Linked DNA regions of Homo sapiens: region 2 is linked to region 1. Evidence: chromatin loops called from intact Hi-C (ENCODE). Cell type or tissue: HCT116. All regions are shown on one strand. Each heading gives the region's core, and the rest is flanking DNA. Links, peaks and the distances in the headings are about the cores only.

Region 1 (10,444 bases), core at 3,249-8,248:
AACTGATATCTACAGAAAATGCCATATGATTAATTCCTTATCTCATTAGGTCAACACACACACACACACACACACACACACACACACTTCAGAGAATTACAATCTCTCCCTCAAATACAGCCATTTCCAGTCCTAAAAACACAAAGCCCTGAATCTATATGAAAAAAAAAAGTGTTGCTAAAATTGATTTATTTCATTGCATAGCCATTTTGAATTCTATAGTCAAATATTCTATAAATATAGTTATGAAATTTCTAGCTATCAAAACTGACCATGTTTTTGAACTGCACACAAACATAAATGCTCATATTTGTAAAGAAACACACAAGGATGCTCACACTAATGCATGTAAGCAGATAGTGCAAATTCCACCCTTGCTTCTCTGATTGTTCACAAGTGGCCAAATTTAGTGGTGGAAGGATGGGGATAGATATGTGTACATCTTCCACACACACAAAAAAAATAGGATAAGAAAGGTAAAGAATATGTTATTAAGGTAATTAGGCTTTTTAAGTCTAAGAGACAGAATTTATACCAATTTTTTCAGATCAGAAATTATGATATAACTTTTCATTAATAAGAAACAAAAACAAATGAACTGCTATTTAAATACAAGGTTCTATTAACACATCTTTCAAATGACAGTTCACTCAGAGAAATGATATTATGAGAAACTACAGAGGTAAGGTGTAGGATTTCACACTGTTAACTAGGTTGAAGTATCTGAAATCTCTGTCATCAGCCCTCTAAACCTTAAAAACAGAGGCATGAAACTTTAAAGGACACCCTACAGAATACACATTGTTCTTGCTTAGAAGCAAAACTAAAATTAGGTCCTCCATTTTGGTAAAGCAAAAGAGGATAAGATTAAAGCAAAATGAAAATCATGCGAGGATGAATAAGGCAAACAATATTGATTTTATAACTCTATAAGCTACAGTCAGATAATGTTACAAGACTGAAACGACACATTTCATCCAAAAGTCTATTCATCTCTTAGCTTTTCGATAGCAGGGACCATGCCTTATTTCTCTTTATAGCTACAGCGTTTAGCACAATGTCTGACATGTAGTACAGTTTTGAAAATATTTGATGAATGAAAAAGCAAATTAGATAAATGAAGGAATAAACAAGTGAGTAAGTGAGTGAAATCCTCATTTAGTTCAGACATAAACCCGCCTAATGTTACACAGAACTCATTCTGACAATAGAAGGATGTGCCTGTAAAGTGCCGAGTGGGATGAACAGTATAACAGTGTGTAACAGGTAAGATGTAAAAGTAAGATTATTATTGGCCAGGCGCGGTGGCTCACTCCTATAATCCCAACACTTTGGGAGGGCGAGGCGGGAGGATCATGAGGTCAGGAGATCGAGACCATCCTGGCTAACACGGTGAAACCCCATCTCTACTAAAAATACAAAAATTTAGCCAGGTGTGGTGGCGGGCACCTCTAGTCCCAACAACTCAGGAGGCTGAGGCAGGAGAATAGAGTGAACCCGGGAGGTGGAGGCTGCAGTGAGCCGAGATCGTGCCACTGCACTCCAGCCTGGGCAACAGAGCCAGACTACATCAAAAAAAAAAAAAAAGTAAGATTATTATCAATTTAACTAGGATTATCTTGACACATTTGAAGATATACCTCCACAGAAACATCAAAATGGAAACTGTATCTAAATGACTCATCTATTTAGCAGGACTTTCATGACACAGTTATCTGAAATTATCCCCTTTGTTTCTTGTCTCATGGAAGGTAAATTCCATGAGAGTAAGAACTTTTTTTCACCTTGTCTTGCTCACAGCTATAGCCCCATAGCTTAGAACAGTGTTCAGAATCAAGTAGGTGCTTGATGGAAATTAAAGGCATCAGAAATAGACTACTGGCATCACGGAGTTCTCATGTCAGCTCTCCTACCAACAGGGTAAAAACTGGGCACATCATGAAAAAATCTGAAGCTCAGTTTATCAACTGAAAGAATTTAATGAAACCTGCCCTGTCAAACACAGAATTTTTTCGGATACACAAGGCAATGGGTATAAAAATTCTCTGAAAATATGTTACATTCCAGGGTTTCAAAAGTTATGTTGAGAAACGTGAGGCAATATTTGGAAATCAACGGAGCAGTAGGTACAAAATGCACACCACGGGAATCATCCTAAGAATGGATTCAAAGAAGGGGAAAAAGTTAAATGCATAAAAGTGATTATTGCTACATTGGTTAAAATAGCCATAACCTGGAAATAACCTAAGTGTCCTGCAGCAAAATGGATCTAACACAATGTTCAATTATCTTATAATCATTAAAATAAAAAACAGTGAAAAGCAAATAATGTAGAACGAATACTCATGGTAAATTAATTGGTAAGAAATATAAATTCTGACTTCCACAATGGTTGAACTAGTTTACAGTCCCACCAACAGTGTAAAAGTGTTCCTATTTCTCCACATCCTCTCCAGCACCTGTTGTTTCCTGCCTTTTTAATGATTGCCATTCTAACTGGTGTGAGATGGTATCTCATTGTGGTTTTGATTTGCATTTCTCTGATGGCCAGTGATGATGAGCATTTTTTCATGTGTTTTTTGGCTGCATAAATGTCTTGGGAGGGGGGGAGGGATAGCATTAGGAGATATACCTAATGCTAAATGACGAGTTAATGGGTGCAGTACACCAACATGGCACGTGTATACATATGTAACAAACCTGCACATTGTGCACATGTACCCTAAAATTTAAAGTATAATAATAATAAAATAAAATAAAATATTAAAAAGAAATATAAATTCTATATTGTCTACACACAACTAATTCAACCTTGTAAAATAAGCATGCATGATAAAGATTTTTAAAAGTGAAAGTAATTGTGTATTAGTCAAGGTAGTTATTGCAAACTATCCTAGTCCAAGCCTAACTTAAACAGAAAAGTAATTTAATAAAGACTATCAGTTCCTGAAATTATTAGAAAAGCTGGAGAAAAAGATGTCCAAGCTTCTGGTAAAAATGCTAACAACTTTGCCACAGGACTGGTTTGATGAGAAAACCTCCTGCATGGCCATGGGTGCTGCCAAGTACTAAATGCCAAGAATTTGATTAAAACAACAGTAAAACGTATTTCCCTATCAGAAATCAGTCCTGCAATCATTGCTGTCCTTTCAACCTGTATGTTTTGGCAGGCAATATATGCCAGCAAAATGAAGGCTGTTTTCACACACTGCTCATCTCCAGGCTAAGGTCTTGTGAAAGTTCCTAAAATTAGAAGAGCTAGTTCACAAGCCTGCATTCTGGTTGCAAGAGAAGCTGAGAAACTGCAGTATAATTTCAATGTCGTAGGACTATACACAGCATTTTATTTAATTCTTTTAAACAGAATGGACATTATTATCTATATTTTATAAATGAAGATATTGAAGTATATTAATTTTGATAAATTATAGGTTATTTTGATTTTTGATTTTATATAGATAATCAGGCCATCCACAAATAACGACATTTTTTTCTTTCTTCCTTTCCAACTATTTGACCCTTTATTTCCTTTTCTGATTTTAATAATCAGGCTAGAAACTCTAGTATAATGAGAATAAATGTAGTAATAGCAGCACTCTCTGAATTATTTCTGATTTTTTTTCATGTTCCAAAGCTTTCTTTTTTACTATTCTTATTATACTTTAAGTTCTAGGGTACATGTGCACAACGTGCAGGTTTGTTACATAGGTATACATGTGCCATGTTGATGTGCTGCACCCGTTAACTCGTCATTTACATTAGGTATATCTTCTAATGCTACCCCTCCCCTCTCCCCCAACCCCATGACAGGCCCTGGTGTGTGATGTTCCCCATCCTGTGTCCAAATGTTCTCATTGTTCAATTCCCACCTATGAGTGAGAACATGCGGTGTTTGTTTTTCTGTCCTTGCAATAGTTTGCTCAGAATGATGGTTTCCAGCTTCATCCATGTCCCTACAAAGGAGATGAACTCATCCTTTTTTATGGCTGCATAGTATTCCATGGTGTATATGTGCCACATTTTCTTAATCCAGTCTATCATTGATGGACATTTGGGTTAGTTCCAAGTCTTTGCTATTGTGAATTTTTTTTTTTTTTTGAAACGGTGTTTTGCTTTTGTTGCCCAGGCTGGAGTGTAATGTCATGAACTCGGCTCACTGCAAACTCCACCTCCTGGGTTCAAGCAATTCTTCTGCTTCAGCCTCCTGAGTAGCTGGGATTACAGGCACGCACCACCACTCCCGGCTAATTTTGTATTTTTAGTAAAGATGGGGTTTCTGCATGTTGGTCAGGCTGGTCTCGAACTCCCAACCTCAGGTGATCTGCCTGCCTCAGCCACAGAAGAGCTCGGATTACAGGCATGAGCCACCGCACCCGGCCTATTTCTGATTGTAAGATAAGTGCATTCAGTAATTTACAATTGAATACGATGTTTCCTGTAAATTATTTGTAAATAACCTTAATTTTTCATGTTAAGAAAGTTTCCTCTATTCCTTGTTTTCTAAGACTTTTAACAATGAATGGATGTTGAATGCTACCAATGCTATTTCTACATTTAATTAGATAATCATATATGTTTTATTTTAATATCTAAATATGATGAGTAATAATAACACACTTCTTTTTAAAAAATTCTTTTCAGAAAGAAGTCCAGTTTTCCTGAAGTAGTGTCTTGTCTTTAAGATAGTTAGGCTCACTTTGCTGCTAATTTGATCATATTTTTGCATCTTTATATAAACAAGATTAGCCTGTGATACATTATTCTTATATTTTCCTTAAAAGATTTTAGTATCAAAGGATGTCATCAAAATGGTATAGCAGAAACAATCTGACTTTGCTCTCCCCAGCAGAAAACCAAGAACAAATATCCAGCATCAAGATTATCACCAGGGGCCAGGTACAGTGGTTCATACCTGTAATCCCAGAATTTTTGGAGGCTGAGGTGGGCAGATTGCTTGAGTCCAGGAGTGCGAGACAAACCTGGACAATGTGGCAAAACCCTGCTTCCACAAAAACACAAAAAATTAGCCAGGTGTGGTGGTGCACACCTGTAGTCCCAGCTACTTGGGGGGATGAGGTGGGAGGATCACTTGAGCCCAGGAAGTTAAGGCTGCAGTGAGCCATATTGGAGCCACTCCACTCCACTCCACTCCCGCCTGGGTGACAAAGCAAGACCCGGTCCCCGCCTCCAAAAAAAAAAAAAATATATATATATATATAGTAACCAGCAAAATCCTAAAACTCAAATCTGAGGCTGGGGCAATCCCTACAGCCACAGAGAAGTGAGAAACTCCGAGCTTCGGGTAAGAGAAACAAACCTGTCTATCTTTGATACCGATCCTCAATCTGCCAGGCACCATTTGTGGAAAATTCCCCCAGACTCATGGTTTCTAGATCGGAAAAAGTGAGATTGAGGTAGATAGCCAGCTTCTCCACCATCGTGGATTCCCTTGTAGGAAAAGCATTCCTGCCTCAACTCATGGGAAATACCTGTAGGAAGGAAAACCCCAAGGGCAGCTGGAGATAAAGAGGGAAAGTGGGACTAGAAACCCCAGCCTGTGAAACCCTGGTCTTTAAGGCAAAGGAGATGCCAAATCAGAGTGTCTGTTCAGCAGTACGACATTGTATGAGGCACATTCTACCAGTCTTTTGAGCACAAATCCCTAGCCAGATTTCCCTCATGGGTATGGTAACTTCTTTGGGACTTCCTCTCTCTCCTCAGTCAGGGATGGGCAACACTCTGAGCAGTTGCAAGAAGCCCAAGCCAAATCTGGGCTTAAGGCACCATCTAGTGTTGAAAAGGAGGCAACAATGTAGGATAAGGAGACCAACAGGCAGCTAAATATTACCCCATAGCAAACATACCCTAGGAAGACCAAAACAAGCCAGACAGCAAAAACTGTAAATAATCCTCCAATGCAAAGCCATAGATGTATATCCATAAGAAACAACAGCAAACAGGGAACTCTGACCTCCACAAATGAGCAAAGCAATGAGCCAAAGACTGATCCTAATGAGGCAGTGATATATAAGCTCTGTTAAAGAATCCAAAGTAGCAGTTCAAAGGAAACTCAGTGAACTCCAAGATAACACAGAAAAGCAATTCAGAAATTTACTAGAGATATTTAACAAAGATATTCAAATAATTTAAAAATTTAAACAGAAATCCTGGAACTGAGAAATATGTTTGCTAAACTGAAAAATACATTATAGGCTCTCAACAGCACAATGGATCAACAGTGGGAAAACTCAGTTAGTTCAAAGACAGGCTATCGGAAAATACACAGTCAAAGGAGAAGAAAGAAAAAAGAATGGAAAGAAATGAAGAACACTTGCAAAATATAGAGAATACCTTTAAGAGAGCAAATCTAAGTGTCATTGCCATTAAAGACGAAATTGGGAAAGAGAAAGTGTTAGAAAGCTTATTTAAACAAATAATAACAGAAAAGTTTCCAAACCTAGAGAAAGGTATAATCTAGCTACAGGAAGGCTAGAGATCACCAAATGACTTCAATCCAAATAATACCACCCGAAGGCATATAAGACTTTGAGAGTTTACCCTCAAAGGTCAAGGACAAAGAAACGATCATAAAAACAGCAAGAGAAAAGAGGCAAATAACATATAAAAGGGCTCTGATTCATCTGGCAATAGACTTCTCAGGAGAAAACATAAAGGCCAAAAGGAAGTAGAATGACATATTCAATGTGCTAATGGGAAAAAAAAAAACTTTCAACCAAGAATACTGTACCCAGAAAAAGCTTTCCCTCAAACATGAAGGGGAGATAAAGTCTTTCCCAAACAAACAAAAGCTGACAGAAGGAATTCATCACCACTAGACCCATCTTACAAGAAATGCTAAAAGTACTTCAGTCTGAAAGAAAATGATGCTATCATACAAAAGCAAAACATTTGAAGATATGAAACTCACTGGTTGAGTGCAGTGGTTCACACCTGTAATACCAGCACTTGGGAGGCCAAGGGGGGAGGATCACCTGAGGTCAGGAGTTCAAGACAAGCCTGGCCAACATGGCGAAACACCATCTCTACTAAAAATACAAAAATTATCTGGGTGTGGTGGTGGGTGCCTATAATCCCAGCTACTTGGGAAGCTGAGGCAGGAGAATCACTTGAACCCAGGAGGCAGATGTTGCAGTGAGCCGAGATCATACCACTGCACTCCAGCCTGGGTGACAGAGTGAGACTCCGTCTCAAAAAAAAGAAAAAGGAAAGAAAGAAAGAAACTCACTGGTAAAAGAAAGTACACAGACAAACAGACAAATTAACAATATTCTAATATTGTCATTGTGTAATCTACTCAAAAATCTAGAATGAAGACCAAAAGAAAAATCTATAAAAAATAGCTACTGCAGCCTTTTAAGAGATAGGCAATATGAAAAGATGTAAATTGAAAAAACAAGAAGTCAGAATGGGGGGTGGAATTAAAGTATAGAGTTTTTTAGTTTTTCCTTCCTTTCTGTTCTGTGATAAAAGTTAAGTTGTCATCTGTTTAAAATAACTTATTATATTTATAAGATAATTTTGTAAGCCTCATGGCAACCGCAAAGCAAAAACCTATATTAAATACACCAAAAATAAAGCTCAGTGTATTAAAATGTATTACCAGAAAACTTTACCTAACCACAAAGGAAGACACTCAGAAAGAAAGGAAGAGAGGAGTTAAAAAAACAACCAGAAAACAAGTAACAAAATGACAGTAAGTCCTTACCTATCAATTATTATACTGAATGTTAATGGACTAAATACTCCAATTAAAATACATGAATGGGCTGGGCATAGTGGCTCACACCTGTAATTCCAGCACTTTGGGAGGGCGAGACGGGGGATCAGAAACCCTGCCTCTACTAAAAATACAAAAATTAGCCAGTGGCGGTCACCTCTAGTCCCAGCTACTCGGGAGGCTGAGGCAGGAGAATCACTTCAACCAAGGAGGCAGAGGTTGCAGTGAGCCACCACTGCACTCCAGCATGGGCAACAGAGTGAGACTCCATCGCAAAATCAATTAATTAATTAATTAATTAATTTTAAAAATAAGATACATGAATGAATCGATTTAAAAACAGGGTTCAGGCTGGGCATGGTGGCTCATGCCTATAATCCTAGCACTTTGGGAGGCCGAGGCAGGCAGATCACAAGGTCAAGAGATTGAGACCATCCTGGCCAACATAGTGAAACCTCATCTCTACTAAAAATACAAAAATTAGCCGGGCAAGGGGTCGCACGCCTGTAGTCCCAGCTACTCGGGAGGCTGAGGCAGGAGAATCACTTGAACCCGGGAGGTGGAGGTTGCCGTGAGCCGAGATTGTGCCACTGCACTCCAGCCTGGCGACAGAGCAAGACTCTGTCTCAAAATACAAAAAAAAAAAAAAAAAAAAAAAAAAACAGGGTTCAAATATATGCTGCCTAAAGAAACTCACCTTACCTATAAAGACACACATAGTCTGAAATGAAGAGATACAAAAAAAATTCCATACAAATGGACACCAAAATCTTCAAGTCAAAGATTATCAAAAGAGAAAAGAATGTCACTATGTGATAATAAAAGGGCCAATTCAGCAAGTCTATAACAATTGTAAATATATATGCACTCAACACCAGAGCACCCAAATATGTAAAGCAAACATTAATAAATATGAAGTCAGAGATAGACTTCAATACAGTAATGTTAGGGGACTTTAAACCCTTCTCTCAGTAAAGAACAAATTATCCAGACAGAAATCAATTTTTTAAAATCCAGGTTAAACTTCACACTAGACCCAATGGACCTAACTAATATTTACAGAACATTTCATCCAAGTGATATGGAATATGCATTGTTATCATCAGCACATGGAACATTTTCTAGGATAGATCATATTTTAAGTCACAAAACAAGTCTCAACAGATTCAAAAAAGCCAAAATTATATCGAATATCTTTTCTGACCACAATAGAATACAACTAGAAATTATTAACAAGAGGATCTGAAGAAATTATACAAACACATGGAAATTAAACATGTTCCTGAATGATCAATGGGCCCATGAAGGAATTAAGAAGGAAATTTTTTAATATTTTGAAACAAAAGAAATGGAAACACAATAATAAAATCTATGGGCTATGGTGTAAGCAGTACTAAGAGGGATGTTTATAGCAATAAATGTTCCAAAAAACAGAAAGAGTTCAAATAAACAACCTAATGGTGCACCTCAAGAAACTACAAAAGCAAGAGCGAATGAAACCCAAAACTAATAGAAAGAAAATAATAATAAAGACGAGAGCCAGATGAAATGAACAGAGACTAAAAAACAATACCAAGTACAGACAAAACAAAAAGTTGATTTTTGAAAAGATGAAATTGGCAAACCTTCAGTAAGAACAATTAAGAAAAAATAGAGAAAGCTCAAAATGAAATTTGAAGAAGGAAACATAACAACTGATACCACAGAAATACAAGGGATCATTAGAGACTATTATGAACAAGTATATGCCAACAAAATGGAAAGCCTAGAAGAAATGTATAAATTCCCAGACACACACAATCTGCCTAAATTGCATTGAAAAGAAATAGAAAACCTGAACATACCAATAACAAATTGAAGCAGTAGTATGTCTCCTATCAAAGAAAAGCCCAGGACCAGATGAATTTACTGTTGAATTTTACCAAACATTTAAATTGCCAATTCTACTCAAACTATTCCAAAAAATTGAAGAGGGAATATTTCCAAACTTATTATATGAGTCCAGCATTACCCTGATATCAAAACCAGACAAGGATACATCAAAAAAGAAAACTACAGGACAATATCCCTGAAGAACATGGACACAAAAATTCTCAAATAAACACTAGCAAACTGAATCCAGCAACAAATTAAAAAGATCATTCACTATGACCAAATGGGATTAATTCCAGCAATACAAGAATGATTCAACATACATGAATCAATAAGTGTAATAAGTCACATCAACAGAGTCTAGGAAAAAAACATATGATCATTTCAAAAGATGCTGAAAAAGCATTCAACAAAATTCAACATCCTTTTATGATAAAAACTCTCTATAAACTGTTAGAAGGAACATACCTCAAAATAATAAAGGTTACATCTAACAAACTTACAGCTAACATCATACCGAACTGAAAAAAAAATTGAAAGGCTTTCCTCTAAGATCTAGAACAAGAAAAGGAAGACCCCTTTCACAAGTTTTATTTAACACAGCACTGGAAGTCCTCGCAAGAACAATTAGGCAGAAGAAAGAAATAAGGGCATCCAAATTGGTAAGGAAAAAGTCAAATTAGCCTTGTTCACAGATAACATAGCATATTTAGAAAAACCTAAAGACTACCAAAAAACTGTTAAAACTAATAAACAAATTCAGAAAAGTTGCAAGATATAAAATCAACATAAAAAATTAATAGCATTTATAAATGCCAACAGTGAACAATCTGA
Region 2 (10,444 bases), core at 1,780-6,779, 310 kb before region 1:
ATAGGAATTCTTCTCTCCCATCTCTCTAACCTTTCATAATTGAAGTGGAGAAATGAAGAAAGAGGATAGGGAAATTCAGATTTGAAGATACTGTTATTATGATATACCGTCATAGCTCTCTTGCTAGGAAAAGCTTGAAAATTGACTATTTTACTAATGAGTTTTTGCAGGTTCTTCAAAAATTCTCCCCAATTCCTGAGTCTCTCTCCCCAATGGTTCCCTTGGTGAGAATAACTACTCAGAATTTCTATTCGTTATTTAGTTTTGCCTCAGCACTTAGAAACCCCACAGTATCACCAATTTCTCTCCACTGATATCTAGCATGTGCTAGGACTGCCTTTGGAATAGAATATTACAATAAAAATCCATTTCCACATCCTGAAACACTAGCTTCATCTAATATTTATATGCTCTGTGTGTAACACATGAAATCAAGAGTCTCAACTCAATTTAATCTGCATTTTTAAAATAAGAATGATAGCAAATTTCAGAAACTATCTTAGAAATTGATGATTCTTGCATAAATAATGAAATTGAGGAATAAATTAAGAAGTTCTTTGAAACCAATGAGAACAAAGAAATAACGTACCAGAATCTCTGGGATGCAACTAAAGCAGTGTTAAGAGAGAAATTTATAGCAGTAAATGCCCACATCAGAAAGCTAGAAAGATCTCAAATTGACACCTAACATCACAACTAAAAGAACTAGAGAAACAAGAGCACACAGATCCACAACCATCTGATCTTCAACAAACCTGACAAAAACAAACAATGGGGAAAGGATTCCTTATTTAATAAATGGTGCTGGGAAAACTGGCTAACCATATGCAGAAAATTGAAACTGGATCCCTTCCTTACACCTTATACAAAAATTAACTCAAGATGGATTAAAGACTTAAATGTAAAACCCAAAACTATAAAAACCCTAGAAGAAAATCTAAGCAATACCATTTAGGGCATAGGCATGGGCAAAGACTTCATGACAAAATTGCCAAAAGCAATTGCAACAAAAGTAAAAATTGACAGATGGGATCTAATTAAACTAAGGAGCTTCTGCACAGCAAAAGAAACTATCATCAGAGAAAAGAGGCAACCCATAGAGTGGGAAAAAATTTTTGTAATCTATCTATCTGACAAAAGTCCAATATCCAGAATCTACAAGGAATTTAAACAAATTTACATTAAAAAAAACCATTAAATGTGGGCAAATGACATGAACAGACACTTCTCAAAAGAAGACTTTCATGTGGTCAGTAAACACGAAAAAAAAAACTCAACATCACTGATCATTAGAGAAATGCAAATCAAAACCACAATGAGATGCCACCATCTCACTCCAGTCAGAATGGCAATTATAAAATGTCAAGAAACAACAGATGCTGGCAAGGATGCAGAGAAATAGAATGCTTTTACACTGTTGGTGGGAATGTAAATTAGTTCAACCGTTGGAGAAGATGGCGTGGTGATTCCTCAAAGATCTAGAACCCGAAATGCCATTTGAACTAGCAATCCCATTACTGAGTACATACTCAAAAGTAATATAAATCATCCTACTACAAAGATAAATGCATGCATATGTTCATTGCAGCACTACTCACAATAGCAAAGACATGGAATCAACCCAAATGCCCATCATGGATAGACTGGATAAAGAAAATGTGGTACATATTCACCATGGAATATTATGCAGCCATAAAAAAACAAGATCATGTCCTTTGCAGGGACATGGATGGAGCTGGAAGCTTTTATCCTTAGCAAACTAATACAGGAACAGAAAACCAAATACCGCAGGTTCTCATAAGCGGGAGCTGAACAATGAAAACATATGGACACAGGGAGGGGAACAATGCATACTGCGGCCTGTCAGGGTATGGGGTAGGGGGAGGGAGAGCATTAGGAGAAATAGCTAATGCATGCAGGCCTTAATATCTAGGTGATGGGTTGATAGGTGCAGCAAACCGCCATAGCACATGTTTACCTATGTAACTAACCTGCATAGCCTGTACATGTACCCTGAAACTTAAAATAAAAATTAAAATTAAAAAAAGAAATTGATTATTCTTTTTTAATTATGAAGAATAAATCATTTTATTAATTGAATCCAAGGTCTGTTATTCATGTTAAATATATCCTTTAGAAGTAATATTAGAAGAGGTGGCTAAATAATTTTGTCAATTGAGATTGCCCAGAAGCTTCTTCAGTTTTAGAAGTTGGAGAAGATGAGTTAAACCCAATAAAAGTCACTGGTTAGTGATTTATAGACAATGTCAAGTAGTCTATGAATCATTTAGGGGGTTTGAATTGGAACTCTACATATAGAAAAAACATGTCTCCTAGTCTCCCAATCACTAGTGCTCTTAGAACTTCTCTTTCATCATTTAACAATTGCAACTACAACACAAAAACTTTCTTCATTTTCAGTCCTATCCAACAAACCCAGAATCTCCCCACTGGGATTTATTATATTCATACTGTTTCTAGGCAGAAAATAGTTTTCATTAAGATGTAAATTTAATGAATTTCTGAGCAACTTGTTTCTGCTCCATTTGGCATGGTGCCTTGCCGGCTTAGTCCAGGTGCTTCCTAATCGTCATAAAAGTGGAAACAAAGAGCCGAAGACCAGCTTTAAGCAAATGTTTTCTGTTAGACTTTTCAACCTGCCAATAACTTTTTCATGTTGTTTGCTTTTTATCAAAGCAATTGGGAAAAAAAATAGAATTCCATGATCTTTAGATGAATAGATGTTTATTTTAAATTTAGGAAGTCCCTCACCATCTCATTATTTTTATCCCTAGCTCAAACATGAATGGAAACATGCTTAAGAACAGCCACGCTGATTGAAAATTTGTAAGAATTATACATAAAACATACATATGTGAACAATTTCAAACAAAAAGGGAACACAGAAGACTAAACATGACACTTAAGGAGAAAATACAGTGACATGTTATAGAAAAAATTAGAAATATCTACAATACAGAGAGATCTGGAAAACCCTTCAGAAATAAACAGCAGATGATCTTAAAAGAAGAATGATGTTGCCATTTGATTTCTTAAAGGTTGCACTGAAAGAATTGAGTCAAGAAGTTAGAATCTAAAATTTTATAACGTAAGTGTAAGGATATCATAAAAATATTCTCAGATAAACAAAGCCTAAGAAACTGTACCACAATAAATGTAACTTTTAAGAATTCTTGGAAGAAGCATAAAGCAGTAGAATAACATAATGAATAAGTTTAAAATCCAGCTCCTCCATTTGATAGCTCTGTCATTGATGACCTCAGGTAAGACATTTAACCTCCTTAAACTTTAATTTCGTCATCTTTAAAGCAGGAACAATGATAGTACATATCCCAGAGGACTATGATGATTAAATAGATTAATGTGGCCAGGCGCAGTGGCTCATGCCTGTAATACCAGCACTTTGGGAGGCCAGGGTGGGTGGATCACCTGAGGTCAGAAGTTCGAGACCAGCCTGCCCAATACGGCGAAACCCCGACTCTACTAAAAATACCAAAATTAGCCAGGCGTGGTGGCATGCTCCTGTAGTCCCAGCTACTTGGGAGGCTGAGACAGGAGAATTTTTTGAACCCAGGAGGTGGAGGTTGCAGTGAACTGAGATCACGCCACTGCAGTCCAGTCTGGGCGACAGAGCAAGACTCCATCTCAAAAATAAATAAATAAATAAATAAATAAATAAATAAATAAGATTAATGTATTTCATACTTTTATAAGACTACAGAAACAACAGTAAGCATTCTATTAGTGTTGTCTACTAAAACCTTTTGACATCATATTCAATGGTGAAAAGAAGATAAAGGCATACAGATTGGTCAAGAAGAAGTTTAAATTTCCTTATTCAAAATTACATAATTTTGCATATAGAAAATCCTAAGGATCTAGCCCCCTTACCACCCTCAAAAAACTGCTAAAACCGAAAGATAAATCTAAAAAAATCTTGGGATACAAAATTAATATATAAAAATCAATTTATTACTATATACTAACAACAGAAATTGTAAAATTAAATTTATTTTAATATTAAAAGTACCATTTATAATATCAAAATAAAGGTATAAATTTTATCAAGGATGTTTAATATTTCTACATTTAAAACTACAAAATATTGCTACAAAAAAATCTAAGTAAATGAAGATATCCTAAGGATTCCAAATTTTAAAAGAATGTGTTCCTTTGGGTGAAAATAACAACATATTGTAGGAAAATAAATCAGAGATTTTCCTAGTAAACTAGTGCATGCGGACAACTCAAACTACCGCAAGGTGGCAGCACATCCCCATGATAGCACCATCAATACTTGGCCTAGTCAGTGGTGAAAAGTCATGATGGGCTTCTGAGAGGATGTTCCTATTAAATCCTAAGTATTCGATCTACAAAGAACTAGGATCTTTTGATCAATTGAGCCCACATTTTCCTTCAGAGTCCAAAGAGGAAACTGAATTTCTGAAAATGTAGGCGACTTATCAAAGGTCAAAAATAGTTCATGACAGAACCAGGATTAGAACCTGATCTTTTAGTTTCCAGGGCAGCTCCTTCACAGTATTATAAACATTCACTGTGGCCTTTCTCTATCCCAGATCCTCTAGGGACTGTTATTTCTAAGAGAAATGATACGGTGGAATAACAAAATATGTAAACTAAGTAGTGAGCAAAATTTTTGCTTAGGTCCTCCTGATAGAGGCAGGAGGCAGAGAAATTCTAGGCAGACGGGGCGGGTCCCCGGTGAAAACCCACCTTCATGCCAAAGTGGCCTGAGACCTGCAGCCCAAAGTGAGAACTTCCATTCCTCTTTGCCCACTCTCTCCCAATTGGCTCTTTCTGAGTAATGTCTTTTTACCAGTCAAACATGGCCTTTTCCAAAACTACCTATGGCCTGCCCCCACTCCCATCCTGTGCTTATAAAGACCCCAGACTCAGTCAGTAGAGAAGAGAGGCAGCTTGACTTCACTGAGGTGGCTTGACTTCAGGGAATAGCTGGCTGGACTTCGTGAAAGAGCCAGCCGGACTTTGGGGGAAAGACTACCTGCTTGTCCCATCCCCTGTCCAGCTCCCCTGTCCACTGAGAACAATTTCCATCACTTAATAAAATTCTCCGCCTTCACCATCCTTCAAGGCTAACCTCATTCTTCTTGTCCAGCATCCAAGAGCTCAGAACCCACTGAGTGCAGGTACCCAAAAAAGGCTGCCACATTGGCTCTTTGCCCTTGCCAGCAGAGGGCAGCCACCCCACACAATGAGGCAACGGGCCAACCGAGCTGCTAAGACACTGCTGTCTGCAGATGGCAGAGCTATGAGAGCACTGCAAACATGCCCTCTGGGGTTTTGGGGTGGCAGGCACCCCCACCTGGGCACCACTGCAGGCTCCACACTGAGCTTGCTCCTGCTGGTGCCCAAAGCAGCTGGCTGGATCCCACTCACTTACTCACATGCTCTCTCTCACAAAGGGTTGAGTGTGGTGGGCCAAGTAAACAGGGCACCCCTGTCATTAGTCTGACAAAGGGGCTGAGAAAAATCCTGCATCACTCCAGACCTTTTTCTAGTTCCAGCTCTCCCTGACCTAACACTCTCCTTTCAGTATCTTCCCATTTCCTACCCCCTTTCCCACAACAAAATAGGAGATATTCTGATATCAAGAGCCTTATTCGTATTTTGGCTGAACTTCATTTGTTTATTTTGATGATAAAAGGAATGGATATCTCTCACGTTTAAGTAATATTGGGCTATAGAAGTAGATAAACCTTTTACTTGACCTTAAAGTCAGATTCTCATTAAAGCTGAACCCAGTCAGGTAACTAAATATTCTGGTTTTCCTGGGCCTGAGAGGTTTCTCAGTTCTAAAACAGGGAAAGTTCTGAGGTGGGCAACCAGGATGGTTGGTCACCCTAGCTCATTTATGTGAAACTGGGGTTTGTGGTGTGATGTACAACATGATGGACCAGACAAAACAAAATGCATCTGACCATCCCTTTTTGTACCTCTTGCCATCTCTCACTTCACTTCAGCCAACATATATAGGACTACTAAATGTAAGGCTCTGCTATGGTTTGAATGTTTTTGTCTACTCCAAACTCATGTGTTGGAAACTTAATCATCAATGTAACAGTGTTGGGAGGTGGCACCAAATGGGAGGTGTTTAGGTCATGAGGGCTCAGTCCTAATGAATGAATTAATGTTGCAATAAAGGAGCTTTTGGAAGTGGGTTCCCCTTCTGCTCTTCTGCCATGTGAGGAACAGTGTTCCTCCCCTCTGGAGGATGCAGCATTCAAGGCACCATCTTGGAAGCAGACACCAAGCCTGCCAGTGTCTTGACCTTGGACATCCCAGTCTCCAGAACTGTAAGAAATAAATTTCTCTTCTTAATAAGTTTCCCCAGAATACACTATAATGTATTCTGTTACAGCAACAAAAAACTAATCAAGACACACACTGTGCTAGGCCACAGGAATTCAAGGATGAAATATAGTATCCCTACTCTGAGTAGGGTAGCAAATTTTTGCACAAATATGATTCCTGGACAAAATTTTTACTAAATCTGCTTTAGGAAAATTCTCATATCAACCTGGCTTATTTTACAAATACAGTAAATCAAATATGTATATACCCTTTTGTGCCTATTTCTAACAAAACATAGTCATTTTTTTCAAAACTGTAGATAGCTTGTGATAATAGCTAACTTCTGCCAACTCCTTACCAATTTTCTGGAATTCTGCTCTCTGTCTGACTCTAATAACTCTTTGAGGGAAAATCTGTTATTGTCCTCAGGCTTCAAACCAGTAAATTGAGGACTAAATAAGAAAAGTACAATTAATCAAGGACAACATCATACAAATAACAGTGGGAAAAGTAGGTTTCAAGCCCAAATCTGTTGACTCTAAAGCCTATGCCCTCACCCACTCCACTGTACCACTTCTCATCTAGAGGGGATCTTGTTCTGTCAAAAACTTTCTGCATTAATGAAAATGTCTTATATCTGCTCTTTCCAGTATAGAGTAGCCCCTAGCCACACATGACCATTGAACATATGAAATATTGACTTATGTGACTGAGGGACTGAATTTTTAACTTTATTTCATTTTAATTAATTTAAATAGTCACATAGGACTAATGGCTACTGTATTGGACAGCACAGGCCTGGGTTTGTATTATGTCATGTGAATGTAACAGAGTAGATCAATGTAGTGTAACGTAAAAAGAGTGGACATTAGAATCAGACTGTTCAGCCTGCTATTCGTGCCCACACCACTCAACCACCGTGTGAATTAGAGTAACATTTTTTTCTTTAAATCTCTCTGAGACTCAGTTGCCTCATCTATAAAATGAGAATAATTATAATACTACTAGATAGTTGCTGTAAGTTTTAAAGAGATATATACAGTATTTGGCACTAATAATCAATAAACATGTTTCATTTGCCCCTTAAAGATTTAAATGGTTGAGAAGGAAATTGCATGAGCTTTATTTGTCTAATATTTCTTCAAATATTTGACAATCTAAGTCAGAAAATTCTTCTGTATCTCTCTCATTTTGATATAAGTTGGTTTCTTTCATTATATTTTCTCTCTAGAATTGTTGTTGGGATTAAAGTCAGAATGATAAACGTAAAATAGCCCACAGTTATCTCAGTCACCAGCACGTAATTAAGCTCAGTAAGTATTTTTCCTCTCCAGTCCTTCAGCTAGGACTCAGAAAAATTTGTTTTTGAAAAAAAATCCACAAACATCCTGGATGCAGTGGTCAGGGGGAACTTACCGCTACTTCTTCGACGTCAAAGGATAACTGAATTCTCACTTTTGGCTCAGGCATGTGCAAGAAACAGGCACTATACCATCATTTCATGGGTGAGTCTATATTACGATGGTTGAAGACAGTGTAATCTAATGGACGGTGCCAGGAGGGTCATGAGAAGAAGCCAGGCTCTAGTTTTATTTCAATGCTGACCAGTTCTGTGACAAGTCGCTTTCTCATTCAGTACCTCAGATTTCCCAGCTAGGAAGTGGGTAGAATCACCTCAGATCTCCCTCAGAATTCTGTTAGGATGAAGATCCTGAATAATATGAAACTTCTCAGTAGTATAAACTACATTTTCATGTTAACAGTATCTCTTGACCATCTACCATACCACTATGAATTATATAAATAATATTTTAAAAACACTTTTATGAACTGTAAAGCATTAATCATTACGTAAAACAGAAAAAATGTCATCCTCATTTTAATAATTTGGAAATGGATTTTCAACAAATTGATTTGTCCAAGCCATACTCAAGTCCAATATCCTAGACCACACAACCACTAACTTGATCACACTCTTGCAGAGAAAGAGGCTAAAACTTGATCCATGGTGTATTTAAAGAAATTCATAGGCTGGGCCCAGTGGCTCACACCTGTAATCCCAGCACTTTGGGAGGCCAAGGCAGGAGGATCACTTGAAGTCAGGAGTTCAAGACCACCCTGGACAACATAATGAAATCCCATCTCTACTAAAAATACAAAACTTAGCCAGGCATGGTGGTACACGCCTGTAATCTCAGCTACTCAGGAGGCTGAGGCAAGAGAATCACTTGAACCCAGGAGGTGGAGGTTGCAGTGAGCTGAGATCGCACCACTGCACTCCAGCCTGGACGACAAAGAGAGACTCAGTCTAAAAAATTAAAATAAAATAAAATAATTGGTAGGTTTAGCCTCTGGTGAAAGCGGTATGATTGGCGCTTCAGAAGAACTTGCTTGAATGAAAAGTGTTACAAGACGCTGGAATCAGCTGACTGGGGACAGGTCTGGGGAGTGTGGGCTGGATGGCTGGGCCTTGGTGCTGCTCCTCCCTGTTCTCTCTCCCAGTAGCCTGTGCAGAAGGTGATTGAGGAACAGCCTTTCCAAGCTGCAGTTTTCCTTGTCAGCCACTAGGTGGATACCCAGTGTAATCCTGAGGAGCTAATGGAAATGGCTTAGAGGGTTTAGGATTTCCAGAGTTAATGGCCCCATGGGGAGGGACTAGGCCAGGGCTGCAGGCGAGTGAACAGACTCTCAACAGCACGATTAAGCCCTGAGATTTAATCATTTGCTCAGAAGTAGACATGAAAACAAAATCATAGCAGTCCCCCAATCCTGTCCACACCCTGGTCATTCCTGCCACTGCAGGATCCTTCTTTGGACTTTCAGGGTTCAAATCTCAGTCCCCCTTAGCATCCTTCCAGCCCTGGAACACCAGCATTCTAGAAATCATGACCCAGAGCTCAAGTGTCAGGTTAGGGCCTAGCCCTGGGTGTGAGAGGTGTTGACCCCTCTCAGAACCTGTTAAATCAGAAAAGAACTCTGTCTGAAGTTACAAACGGAGGCTGACCAGGAAGAGACAGCAGGGACAAGTAACCTGTGCAGAGGCTTCTGAGGATGGTGAAGAGAGTGAAAAATAAGTCTTTGGCAAGGAAGAAGCTTTTTATTTTGCACTTGTTTCCCTAATCCAAATTGCAAAAGCCAGTCTATAAAATAACCCCTGGTATGTATACCCCCGTTGGGTCTTTTCTTCTACCCAGTAGGAAGGTCTGACACACGCCCCTCCTGGATGCCCCTCAATGACTCCTTCCTCAAACTGTTGCTGCTGCGGAGCCATCTGTCACCCTCCCAGCGTCTGCAGCCCTCTCTGGAAAGCTCAGCTCCCAGCAAGCTGAGGCCCAGGTTCAGGGACGGATGCCACAGTCACAGAGGATCACTGCTAAATGGCGACGGCACGGAGGAAAAAACAGACTCATTTTAAACTTTACAGAAGTAAAGAACACTCTAGATATTTGTTTATAATTCCAATAAATATGTGTGGGACAGATTCCATGAGTAAGACGTTATTTTTAAAGGCTAGCTCCTGACCCCAACAATCATAAAGTATGCCCTTACTGATGGAGCAAGAAAGCACTGTATAATCTGTAACACTTTGCCAATCAATCAATACCTGTTAAAATTGTAAATTTTGAAGATGAAAAGGTACTTAAATTCATTATATATACAGTTATAGATATACATATGTGTGTGTGTGTATATATATAGATATACATATATATATATATATATACATGAGAGATCATATATTTTTCAGGCATGAGGGTCTGATGGGATGAGAATGGGGATGGGAATAAAAGGAGGCTACCCACTTCTCTAAATGAGGGTCTGAACTGCAGCTGGGAATTCAGTAAAAAAAAAAGAAATTTAAGATTAAAAAGTGATAAATAACAGATGAAGTAACAAACTATCATGAAGACTTAAAGGAAGGAGCCAGAACCCATTTAGCTGATTTCAATAAGTCAGGCAAGATTGAAATAGTTCATGGAGGGGAGAAAAGGGGGCTTGAAAAAAATAAGAATCTCAATCAAAGGGATACGTAAGAGCAAAAGCACTGTAACTAAGAAAATCCAAAAGCCAAGTCTGCATTAAATGGGGA

What was found. Hi-C counts contacts between places; a loop is a spot of excess contacts. Peaks named below come from ENCODE experiments on the same cell type or tissue, not always from the same donor. Only the 100,000 strongest peaks of a DNase experiment are listed, where the experiment ranks them.
Region 2: it touches region 1 in a loop (4-fold over the local background); 40 of 110 quality-filtered maps call a loop at or near these places.

What each region holds. Positions count from the first base shown.
Region 1 is chr12:54,755,266-54,765,709 of GRCh38, reverse strand. No RefSeq gene overlaps it. Among named protein-coding and RNA genes, the nearest start is that of MUCL1, 94 kb to the left of the region's middle. In HCT116, for the core only: a CTCF peak has its summit at 5,786 (motif pointing left); a DNase peak (open chromatin) is centred at 5,759; H3K27me3 peaks cover 83 bases.
Region 2 is chr12:55,067,089-55,077,532 of GRCh38, reverse strand. No RefSeq gene overlaps it. Among named protein-coding and RNA genes, the nearest start is that of NEUROD4, 52 kb to the right of the region's middle. RefSeq lists a silencer at 8,794-9,088 and an enhancer at 8,664-9,214. In HCT116, for the core only: CTCF peaks have their summits at 4,271 (motif pointing right) and 5,216 (motif pointing right); DNase peaks (open chromatin) are centred at 4,302 and 5,252; H3K27me3 peaks cover 818 bases.